Linked DNA regions of Homo sapiens: region 1 is linked to region 2. Evidence: read pairs that join two places in POLR2A ChIA-PET (ENCODE). Cell type or tissue: IMR-90. All regions are shown on one strand. Each heading gives the region's core, and the rest is flanking DNA. Links, peaks and the distances in the headings are about the cores only. Region 1 overlaps LNX2 (ligand of numb-protein X 2). Region 2 has its middle 160 kb from the start of USP12-AS1.

The links. Peaks named below come from ENCODE experiments on the same cell type or tissue, not always from the same donor. Only the 100,000 strongest peaks of a DNase experiment are listed, where the experiment ranks them.
Region 1: POLR2A ChIA-PET joins it to region 2 with 6 read pairs; 1 of 35 experiments calls an interaction of 5 or more read pairs at or near these places.

The regions. Positions count from the first base shown.
Region 1 is chr13:27,570,792-27,576,170 of GRCh38, reverse strand. All of the region lies in intron 2 of LNX2 (ligand of numb-protein X 2), which reads left to right. Among named protein-coding and RNA genes, the nearest start is that of LNX2, 47 kb to the left of the region's middle. In IMR-90, for the core only: no CTCF peak of the experiment used is centred there; a DNase peak (open chromatin) is centred at 2,700.
Region 2 is chr13:26,962,323-26,967,701 of GRCh38, reverse strand. No RefSeq gene overlaps it. Among named protein-coding and RNA genes, the nearest start is that of USP12-AS1, 160 kb to the left of the region's middle. RefSeq lists an enhancer at 1-56. In IMR-90, for the core only: no CTCF peak of the experiment used is centred there; DNase peaks (open chromatin) are centred at 1,561 and 2,811; H3K27me3 peaks cover 890 bases.

The sequences.
Region 1 (5,379 bases), core at 153-5,152, 610 kb before region 2:
TTGTTTGGTACAATTTCTGTTTATAATTGTCATATCTTGTTATGTTTTTCTGTCTTTTGCTTTATTTATGTCTTTGAATCTGAAGTGTGTCTGTTGTAGACAGTTGGATTATGTTTCTTGTAGCCCATTCTGCCAGTCACTGACTTTTTATTGGGATGTTTCATTCATGTAATTTAATGTAATTACTGATAAGGTAGGCTTTACATTTGCCATTTTGCTGTTTGTTTCTATATGTCTTATTTCTTTTTTCCTCCATTTCTTCCATTTGTGTTAAATATTTTTAATATGCTATTTTAATTCCCGTGTCATTTCTCTTAATTAAAATTATTTTCTTAGTGGTTACCCTGGGGCTTACAATTAACATCCTAGTTTATAGCAGTCTATTTTAAATGAATACCAGCTTCATTTTCACTAATGAATTAGTCAGGGATCTGTAAGGAAATAGAACCAATATATGAGGAGTTGGCTGACATGATTAAGGAGTCTGAAAAATTACACGTTCTGCTCTCTGCACGCTGGCAACCCAGGGAAGTCAGTAGCATAATTCAGACCTTCTCAGTCAGAAGGTCTGAGAACTAGGAGAGCCAGTGATCCCAGTCTGAGGGCAGGAGATGAGATGTCACAACTCAAGCAGTAAGGCAGGAAAATAAGGAATGAATTTCTTCTTCCTCCACCTTCTGTTTTCTTCAGGCACTCAAAGGATTGAATGATGCAACCACATTGGGGAGGGCAATCTACTTTATACTTTATGGAGTCCACTGATTCACATGCTAGAAACAGCCTCACAGACACACTCAGAAACAATGTTTAATCTGGATACCCCATGGCCCACTCAGTTGACACATAAAATTAACCATCACAAGTAGTATACAAAAACTTTCATTCTCTCTCCCCTCCTGTGTGCTATTATTATTATACAAGTTGTATCTTCACACATTATGTGCCCATCAACACAGAATTATTGCTTTATATGTTTTTCTTTTAAATCAGATAGGAGTAAAAGAATTACAAACCAAATAATTCAGTACTGTACTGATGCTCTTCATTTTTCACATGAACTTGAGTTACTGTTTAGTGTCCTTTCACATCAGCCTGATGGACTTCTTTTAGTGTTTCTTGCAGGTTAAGCATGCTACCAACAAACATTTTGTTTTTACCTAGGAATGTCTCAATTTCTCTTTTATTTTTGAAGTCGGCTGGATATAGACTTCCTGGTTGAGAGTTTTCTCCCCTTCTCTGTCTCTCCTTCCCTCAGAACTTTGAGTATGTCATCCCACTGCCTTCTAGTCTCCATGGTTTCTGAAGAGAAATCAGCAGATACTATTGAGGATCCTTTCCTTGTGATGAGCTGTTCCTCTCTTACTGTTTTCAAGATTCCTTATCTTTGGCTTTCACCAGTTTTATTATGAGGTGTCTTAAGTGTGTATATCTTGTGGTTTTCCTACTTGGAGTTTATTAAGCTTCTTGGATGTGTAGATAAATGTTTTTCATCAAATTTGGGAAGATTTTTGGCCATTATTTCTTCAAATATTCTTTCTACTCCTTTCACTCTCTCTCCTTTTGGAACTCTCATTATGTATATGTTTATTCTCTTAATGGTGTCCCACAAGACCATGAGGCTGTGTTCTTTTTTTTTTTTTCTTCCCTGTTCCTCAGACTGGATGATCTCAATAAACCTATCTGCAAGTTTGCCAGTTCTTTCTTCTGATTCAATTCTGCTGTTGAACTAGTGAATTCTTTTTCTGTTTTGTTTTTTTGGAGACAGAGTTTTGCTCTTGTTCCCCAGGCTGGAGTGCAATGGCGCAATTTCAGCTCACTGCCACTTCTGCCTCCCAAGTAGCTGAGATTACAGGCATGCGCCACCAAACCTGGCTAATTTTGTATTTTTAGTAGAGACGGGGTTTCACCATATTGTTCAGGCTGGTCTTGAACTCCTGACCCCAAGTGATCCACCCGCCTTGGCGTCCCAAAGTGCTGGGATTAAAGCACCCGGCCATGCATTCTTTTTCATTAAACTTTTTAACCCCAGAATTTCTGTTTGGTTCTTTATTATGACTTAATGTTTCTTTATTGATATTTTCTTTTTGATAAGACATCATTCTCATATTTTTCTTTAGTTCTTTAGATAGGTTTCCTTTACTTCTTTGAACATATCTAAAATAGCTGATGTAAGTTATTGTCTGATAAAGCTAATGCCTGGGCTTCCTTAGGGACAGTTTCTGTTGGCTGCTTTTTTTTTTTTTTTTCCTGTGAATGGGCTGTACTTGTTTCTTTGCATGTTTCTTAATTTTGTATTGAACAGTGGACATTTTAAATAATATAATGTGGCAACTCAGAAAACTAGATTCTTCTCCTTCCTGAGGACTTGTTATTGTTGTTGTTTGTTTGTTTGCTATGTGACTCTTATGAACTAATTCTGTAAAGTCTCTGCTCATTTTGTGTACTGGACAGCTAATGATTGGACAGAGAATTCTTTAAATGCCTGAGATTAAAAAAATCTCCCCGTCTTCCATGGGGGTTCTGTGTGCATGGTGGGGCATGCCACACCCTCAACACTCACGCCACTGACAGCTCCACCTTAGCCTACACACACAGCCCTGAACATAGCTGAACCTCTGTGGACGTGTCATTCCCTGGCTCTTCCTTGTAAACATTCTGGTTAGCCTTGTATTTGTCTTCAGGCAGCCACAATCTTCAGCAATGACCTCTGATTTTTTTTTTTTTTTTAACCAATGCTTAACAAATGCCCCCAGTGAAAAGGAAGTTTGCCCTGGGTGAGCTCTGAGTCAAGCCAAGTAAAGACAGGCACACAGTCATACAGGAAACAAGTATAGGGGGAAAAAAAAGAAGAAAAAAGACAAGCACACAAGAGGGGAACCATAGACAGGTCAGTTAATAACAGATCTCTGGGAATAGGGCTTTGAAGGTTCTCCAGTCTGCTCTTCCAGTGTCTGCCAGCCTCCTGATTTCCACTGTGATGTGGGCTGTTGCTTTTCCAATATTCTGGGGAGGTGAGGATGGAAATAGGGTAAACTCAAATGCCACAGAGCTCTCTCTTCTTACTGAGAGTCAGCCATTTTTCTTGAACAAATGTTCTCCCTACTGCTATAATTCTTTGGCTAATTTCCACACTTCAGAAATGGCTGGTTCTGACAATTTCTTCCAGTGTTCTTACTGCTTTTATGGAGGAGAGACTTTTCAGATATTCTTAATTCACCATTTTCACTGACATGACTTGAATTAATTTTTGTTTATTCCCTAGCTATTTTTATCATTTTTCTTGATTCTAAGGTGTTCACATTCTTTCAGTGTCATTAAATACCTGGCATTGTGCAGTGGTTAGTATGCATTGTTTTATTTTGTTTCTACTGCACTACCACCACCCCCACTATTAATACTAATATTACTGACAATAATATAGTGTGTTGTTGCACCATGTGTTTCCTAGTGTGAACTAGCTCATATGCAGTTGTTATCAGGGAATGATGTCACTGTAGCATAAATCAAATTAGTCCATATATAATTTTTCCCTTAGGAGGAGAGCCAGAATAGTGGGAATAGAAGAACAACCTTCAGCAGGAAAGGAAAAATCCCTATTTGGGTCTTGGCTGCTGCAAGAGCATTTTGGTTTTATTTAAGAAAATTAAAAAACACACCTACATGTACAGATCCCTCCCTCAGGAGGTGCAGCCCTCAGCCCATGGCAGATTGCACTGCCTCAGCAGCCCACCATCTCAGAGCTCCACTGTATGGTCTCAGCATGTGCCTACCTCAATCTAATTAGATGTCACATGCTGTTCTGTTCTATTGTTTTTGTTTAATTTTGATATCCTCTGTACTAGTCTCCTGCTACACTGAGTCACCTGCCTGAATAAACCAAGTCACCTCCCCCAGTGCAATTTCAGTTTGTGTTCTTAAATGTTCCATTTCCAAAGATGGATAGGTTTTTATTTTTGTGATTTCTGTTTTTTAATGATCGCTAATACCCTTCTAGCCCCAACGTTCTGTGATTGTGTTTCTAGGTACAAATTTTTAGAAGAAATTCAATTTATATTTTCCCAAGGCCTAGAAAAAGAATACCATAGGAATGAATTTAGTATGATACACTGGAAAGAACAGAAGCTAGAAGCCTTTGAAATTAGATCTGAGTTTGTTTGGATTATGGCTCTGCAATTTAATATCTGTGTGATGTTGGCTTAGTTGGTTAAGTCTCAAGTTTCCCATTTTTAAATGGGGATAACAGAGTAATTGTGAGGATTTAATGAAATAATGTATATAAAGGTTGTTACGTAAGTAATTGGCACAAATTAGGCACTCCACAAATGTTGAGTTTTTCCTTTCTCTTTCAGTTCCAAGTATTTGCAGCTTGAGGGATGATGGCTCTGAGCTGTCTGTATTCATGAGCTTTTATCTGCCCAAGTCTGCTCTGATCTACTCATTCCCTAATACTTTTTTTAAAATATAGTTTTATTGAGATTCACATATCATCAAATTCACCTATTTTATAAATTCATTGTAAATTGCCCACTTTAAATAAATTCACTTTATTTAAAGTGTGCAATTCAGTGCTATTTAGTGTATTCACAGAATTACGTGACCATCATCACAATCCAATTTTTAGAACATTTTCAGCATACCTAAAAGAAACCCAATACCCATTAACAGCCATTTCCCATTCCCCGATACACGGTTTTGAGTGTCTACCCCAACTCTTTTTTTCCTTTAAGCCCTGTTGCAGTTTTTCTAGAATGCATATATTATGTTAAAAGAAATGTTTGTAGTATAATCTGGGCTTTTGCCCTCATCAGTGAAAGTGTTCTTTCTGAGGTTACCTTCTAATTGCCAAGTCTACCAACACTTTTTGGTCCTTATTTTATTTGCCCTTTCTGTGGCCATTTGCACTATTGGTCACTTTTTGTTGTTGACTGCTTGTCTCCCTAGTTAAGTTTGCACTCTTTGTCTCATAATCTCCTTCTGTCTAGTTGTTCAATTTCATCTACTCAGGCTGGTCCATCTCATTTAAATATGGGTTTTCCCAAAGGTTCAATCTATGGCCTTCCTCTTCTAATGCTGAGTGAAATAATTTTTCTGTATTTTTACATGATGTCATTTTTAATATTTTTCTTTAGTTCCTGTTAGCAGTTTGCTGTCTCACTGGGACTGTAAGTATACTTGTTACTTTACCTCTCTAACAACTTTAGCTTTTCCTTTTAAAAGTTATTTTTGTGTGTTTAATAACTATAAGATAGGCCTTACATATTTCGTTTGTGAAGGTGTAGAGTTGTTAGCTAGACTGATTCCCAGGTGTACATAATCTGTCTGTATTTCTTCTTAAGTTCCAGTTCCTGGTTCATTTTTTCCATTGAACACTAGCTATTC
Region 2 (5,379 bases), core at 166-5,165:
TCTGTGAGCCTCTCACTCTGCAGTGGAGAGCAAGCTCTCCTTGATACAAACCCCAGCTGCGGAGCTCAGGGTCCCAGGCAGGAGACAGGAACAGAGCTGGGACCCGGGAGTCTCCTGCACATGTCCTCCCCTCCTCCTTCCCCCTATCCCACTGCCCTTGAGCCTCACCCAGCGCCAGCCCGGCTGCCTTCTCATGGCCACATGTGCAGATCTAGTGAAGAGAGGAGCAAACAGAAGCCATCTGGAAGTGCTCAGGGAGAACCCGCCCAGAGAGCCTGGAGACAGGACAGGATGCTGGTGCGTTGCTTCCGAGTTGGCTTTGTGGACTTGGATTTGGCTGGGGCTCTGCTGGCTTCCTTAAGGAGACAGGAGAAAGGGTGGCTGGGGTCAAGTGCAGAAAAGGCCAGCTGCAGGACCCCAGACATTAGCCCCCAGCTAAAGGCCATGGAGCTGACGTCAGACAGGCACTTCCAGGGCCTTGGTTACCACTGCTGTAAGCTAAGGAGAGGGTGGTGGTGAGGAGGGTAGCACCCTTGTCTAGGGGTAGGTGAGAAGTTTAGACATAGACTAGACAGAAGACCTCTTCCTTCTACTACCCTCGAATTCTCGTGGAAGGGAGCTCTCTGGTTTGCACAGAGCAGAGAATGCCACTGAGAGATATTTACCTGGCGCTAGTGTGTCCACACATCTGAAGCCACGTACTACACCCTACTACACCCTTCTTTCGGGGCTTTATTTCTGAGCTTGGTGAGACAAGGAGAATTTGTCATTACAAACGAAGCCTGCTTCCTCTCTTTTATTACATAGTTGATAGCATCAGTTTCCCCTGTGATTTCTTTTATTACTCTCCATTTTTATTAATCTTGGGGCTGCTGGTGATAACAATCTCATAAAAAAATAACTGGGTGAGCTATTGCTGGGAGGCCCACTTGGATGAGTTAGATGTCTTTTTTCTCCCTAGAGTAAAGGGGTGTAGGGCACAAGTGCAGGCTCATTAGTACCTCAGCATCGCCTGGGATATTTACGAGGGTGGTCCGTATCCTGCGGTAGACATGCGCAGTGCTTCACAGCAGCATGAGTCCAGTTAGAGCGCCTGTGACCCATTAACTTGACGAAGGGCTCAGGTGCAGATGGAACTGTCAGGGGAGATGCATCTGTGGAGGTGCTGAGTCCTGTGTTCCAGAGAGAATCCGGGCAAATTCAGCCAAGGAGCGGATGGGGCCAATTTGACTTAACAATCACACTCGAGGCAGCCCAGAAAGGGGGAACAGCAGCTCCCTGGGAGATTAGGTGTTCTACTAAGAAGCCCTCAACTTCCCTCATATCCACCTTAACCTTTCACTTTGCTTTTCTAGATCAGAATGGGCTTTTCTTGGGCTTCCCTGCCTTCCCAGCGACCGTGCTGCGTGGACTTTCAGGAGGAAAGAAGAGCTCCAGGGCCTCCCCGACGCCAGGAGCGGGGCGGTCTTTCCCACCAGTGGGAGCAGATTGGAACCTTCCCAGGTCCAGTAGCAGCTGCTGAGAACAGAGGGAGCAGCTGGCCTGGCAGGGGGCCACACTTAGCTTTGGCTTTCTCAGCGTTTACATCCACCGCCCACGCAGGGGATGCAGGTTTAAATTGGATGTGAATAGGGAGTATTTAATTTGGACTCGTGAATACGGAGTATATTTAAGTGGCCTTAACCACTTTGACTTTGCTTGCAGTCAGCTGTCACTGGGCATCAGTCTGAAGCCTCCATGGATTGCTCTGCCACCTGATCACTTTTCTTGATACTGAAAGTGGCCTGGCAGGGATTCCATCTGTCAATGTTTCTTTTTCTCTTTCTTCTGCCACCCATTTCTTCTGACCTTCAGTCAACTCCAGATATTCATGGGGATATTAATTTCTTGGGCTTTGCTGCCTTTCCCAGTGGCTGCAAGGCCCATTCTCATCTAGAAAAGCAAAGTGAAAGGTTAAAGTGGGGTGTGAGGAAAGTTGGGGGCTTCTCAGTAGAACACCTAACCTTCCAGGGACTGCTGCTTCCCCTTTTCTGGGCTACTTTGAGTGCGTGATATTAACATCACCATGAATATTTGGATTTAGCTGAGGGTGAGACACATCTCTGGGTGTGTGTATCTCTGTGTGTGTGTGTGTGTGTGTGTGTGTGTGTGTGTGTGAGAGAGATGGGGTCTTGCCATGCTGCCCTGGTTGGAGTGCAGTGGCCATTCACAGACACCATTATAGCACACTGCAGCCTCAAACTCCTGTTGTCAAGCCATCCTCCCGCCTCAGCCTCCCGAATAGCTGGCACTATAGGAGCATGCCGCCTTGCCCAGCCATCATGGCAATATTTTTAAAAAGAGGCACCCTTCCTTGTGGACACTGGCTCATTTTTCATTTAACACAGAATGAGGAGGGCCTTTATGGAACTTTTCATGAAGTGAGGAAGTCTTGAACCATGACACAACTTGATAGGTGCACATCACCTGGTTTCACATTTCCTGGTCTGAGGCTCAGAGGTTGGGCTGGGCCAGAAGAGCCGGGCAACACACGTGGAATGGGGAAGTCACTCTGCTTATTACATGGAAAGGTGAGGGAGCTTCCAGAGATGGAGAGACGGAGGCTCAGGTGAACCCTCCCCAGCCTCCAGCAGCACCCTTTGGGGTGCAGTCATGCTGCAGAGGGGCTGGCAGTGGTGCTGCTTGTCCTCATCCACTTGCTGAGTGCCTCCCCATCTGGCACTTCCTGCTCGCAGACAGGGTCCTTGGGGAATGAGTGACTCAGCTCAGCCCAGCAACACCAGTGCCTGCACCCTTCTCCCGTCAGTCCTGCCCGCATTGAACACTCTCCTCAACCCTGCATTCCACCTGTCCCCAGACACACGTCATCTCTGCCAGCCACATTTACCACCCACTTGCTGGGAGCTGTGATATTTTTAAGAGTCATTGGCCTGCATTTTAGTAGCATGTTATCTCTTTCTCTCCCTGCATTTGTATCTATTTTCATTAAGTGAAAGTCGATACTATACAAACATTCCCTTTTCATATTCATGGCTTGCCTAACTCAGAGAGAAAAAGAACCTTGCAGACCCCATCGTGTCCAGCCTGTCCCAGATCCCGATGTGCATATAACAGAAATGTGTGCATTGCAATTTGCCAATTCCACATGTATGGCCTGGCTTTTCCTGCCCAGACCAATCTAAGCCATCAGACCAGGGAAGGCGAAACCAGCTGATTCCCAATGTGACGTGTGCATACCAAGCTGTGTTACGGTTCAAGATTTCCCCGCCCCATGAGAAGTTCCAGAAGGCCATTCACACTTTGTATTAAACGAAAACTGAGCACATACTAAAAGTACATGCATGTGTATTTTACTCATTGTAAACAAAATACGCATCCATTAATAGTAGAGTGGGCAGTCCAGGCACATTAGCTTATGCCTGTAATCCCAGCACTTTGGGAGGCTTAGGCAGTAAGATTACTTGAGCCCAGGGGTTTGAGACCTCACCTCCCTGAGCAACATAACAAGACCTTGTCTCTACAAAAAATGAAAAAAAAAATTAGCCGAGTGTGGTGGGGTGCACCTGTAGACTCAGTTACTCTGGGGGCTGAGGTGGGCTTGAGCACAGGAGTTAGAAAGAGTGGCAGTGAGCTGTGATTATGCCACTGCACTCCAGCCTGGGCAACAGAGTGAGACCCTCTCTCTCTCTCAAAAAAAAAAAAAAAAAAGTAAAATGGGCATATAAAATGTGCTGCAGTCACACAATGGAATACCACTCAGCAATGAGAGTGAATGAATGAGCTACAATCATGAGCAGCCACACGGATGAGCCCCTCCTGCATCACACTGAATGAGAGCAACAGACACAACAGAGAACTTCGGTACGACTCTCTTTACATGAAATCCCCAAACAGGCAACACTTAACTGTGGTTTTTGGAGTCAGGATGGTGTTACCTGGGTTGGGTAGAAAGGGACTTCTGGGGTATTGGCCCTGCTCTGTTTTTAAATCTATAGGTACAGGTTACATGGGCAGGTTCACTTGGTGGGAATTTATCAAACCATACACTTGTGATCTTTGTACTTTTCTGTATGTATATTTCAATAAAAGGTTTTCTGGAAAAAACCTGCCCCCACCCCCTCCAGCCACTAAGTTCACTCTGGATTTGATGCCGTTTAGAAACCTATTTCAACCAATTACCTGTTGTCTGAATGAGCTATTCTTCAACTGTTCCCAAGGACTGCTCTCTGGCACACGCACAGCCTCCGAGCACTTCCAGGCCTGTGTCTGTATGGTTGATAACCTCTTCTTACCTAATTCTACTCCAAAGCCCTTTGCAGTACTTACTGGTGCGATTAGTAAGAAAGGCAATAACATTCTCTCCTTCCTATATTGTTTGGAGCTGAGGGGAAGAAATGAGACAGCGAGATGCTCATCCTGATGGTGTGTCAGGGTCTTTCATGCCAAGGTGTCATCCCAGGCATCCTGAGCCTGATGGGTCTCTCTGAAGGTGGGGAAACTGAGGCCTAGGAAGGTCATGGCCTTCCCCAAGGCTCTCAGGAAGCACAACCCTATGTCACTGGCCATCAAACCACATTTGTAAAGTGGGGGCTTTTCCAGGAGACAGGATTTTCCAAAATGTGACCACTGACCCCATGACTTTCAGGGGTCTGGGTTTGACCTTGACCACACAACCTCTAAGGAAGATGAGAAGAAAACAGAGCACAGGTCTCAACCAAAGAAGCCAAGAGAACCTCTCCCTGTAAGATATCCACACCCCCCACCCAGGCTCTTTCTCGCCCATTAGCCACACTCTAAGTTGTTGGTGGTGCCAGGAGGAGCCCTCAGCACCTGTTCACCCAGGGTGGTGACAGAGCCTCAACCCTGCGGGACAGCTACACTCAGTGTCCAGACATCTGCCTGCAGTTCTCCCTGGGGCTCCTCATTCTGTATATACCTCATCTGGAAGAAAACAGACTCTAAAAGGCTGCTTTCCCATAAAAACATGAGCCTTTCACTGGCCCTGTGTCCAGTGTGCACTAGTGAGTGGTTTCTCTTCCCCTTGGGAAGTGGATTTAAGATTGTAGGAGGAGGTGCTCCCACTCTCAGACGTCACCCCTTAACCTTCAAGCTGCACTTTCTTTTCTGCAACATGGAGCCATCGTGCCTGATTCTGATGCCCCGCCATCCTCCAGGGTCAGAGTCATGCGTGGAGCCACACCCATCTCTGTGGCCGTCCCCACCCTCCGCTGGAGGACTGAGGCCTGGAGACACCGGCCCTGACGGGAAGGCCGAGGGTGGGGCAGCAGCCTGCAGGGCCTCTCCTGGATTTCAGCTCCCCTGACCTGCTGTGGGCAGGGTCTGTGCCCAAGCAAAGGATAAAGTGGCCTCATCAGGAGT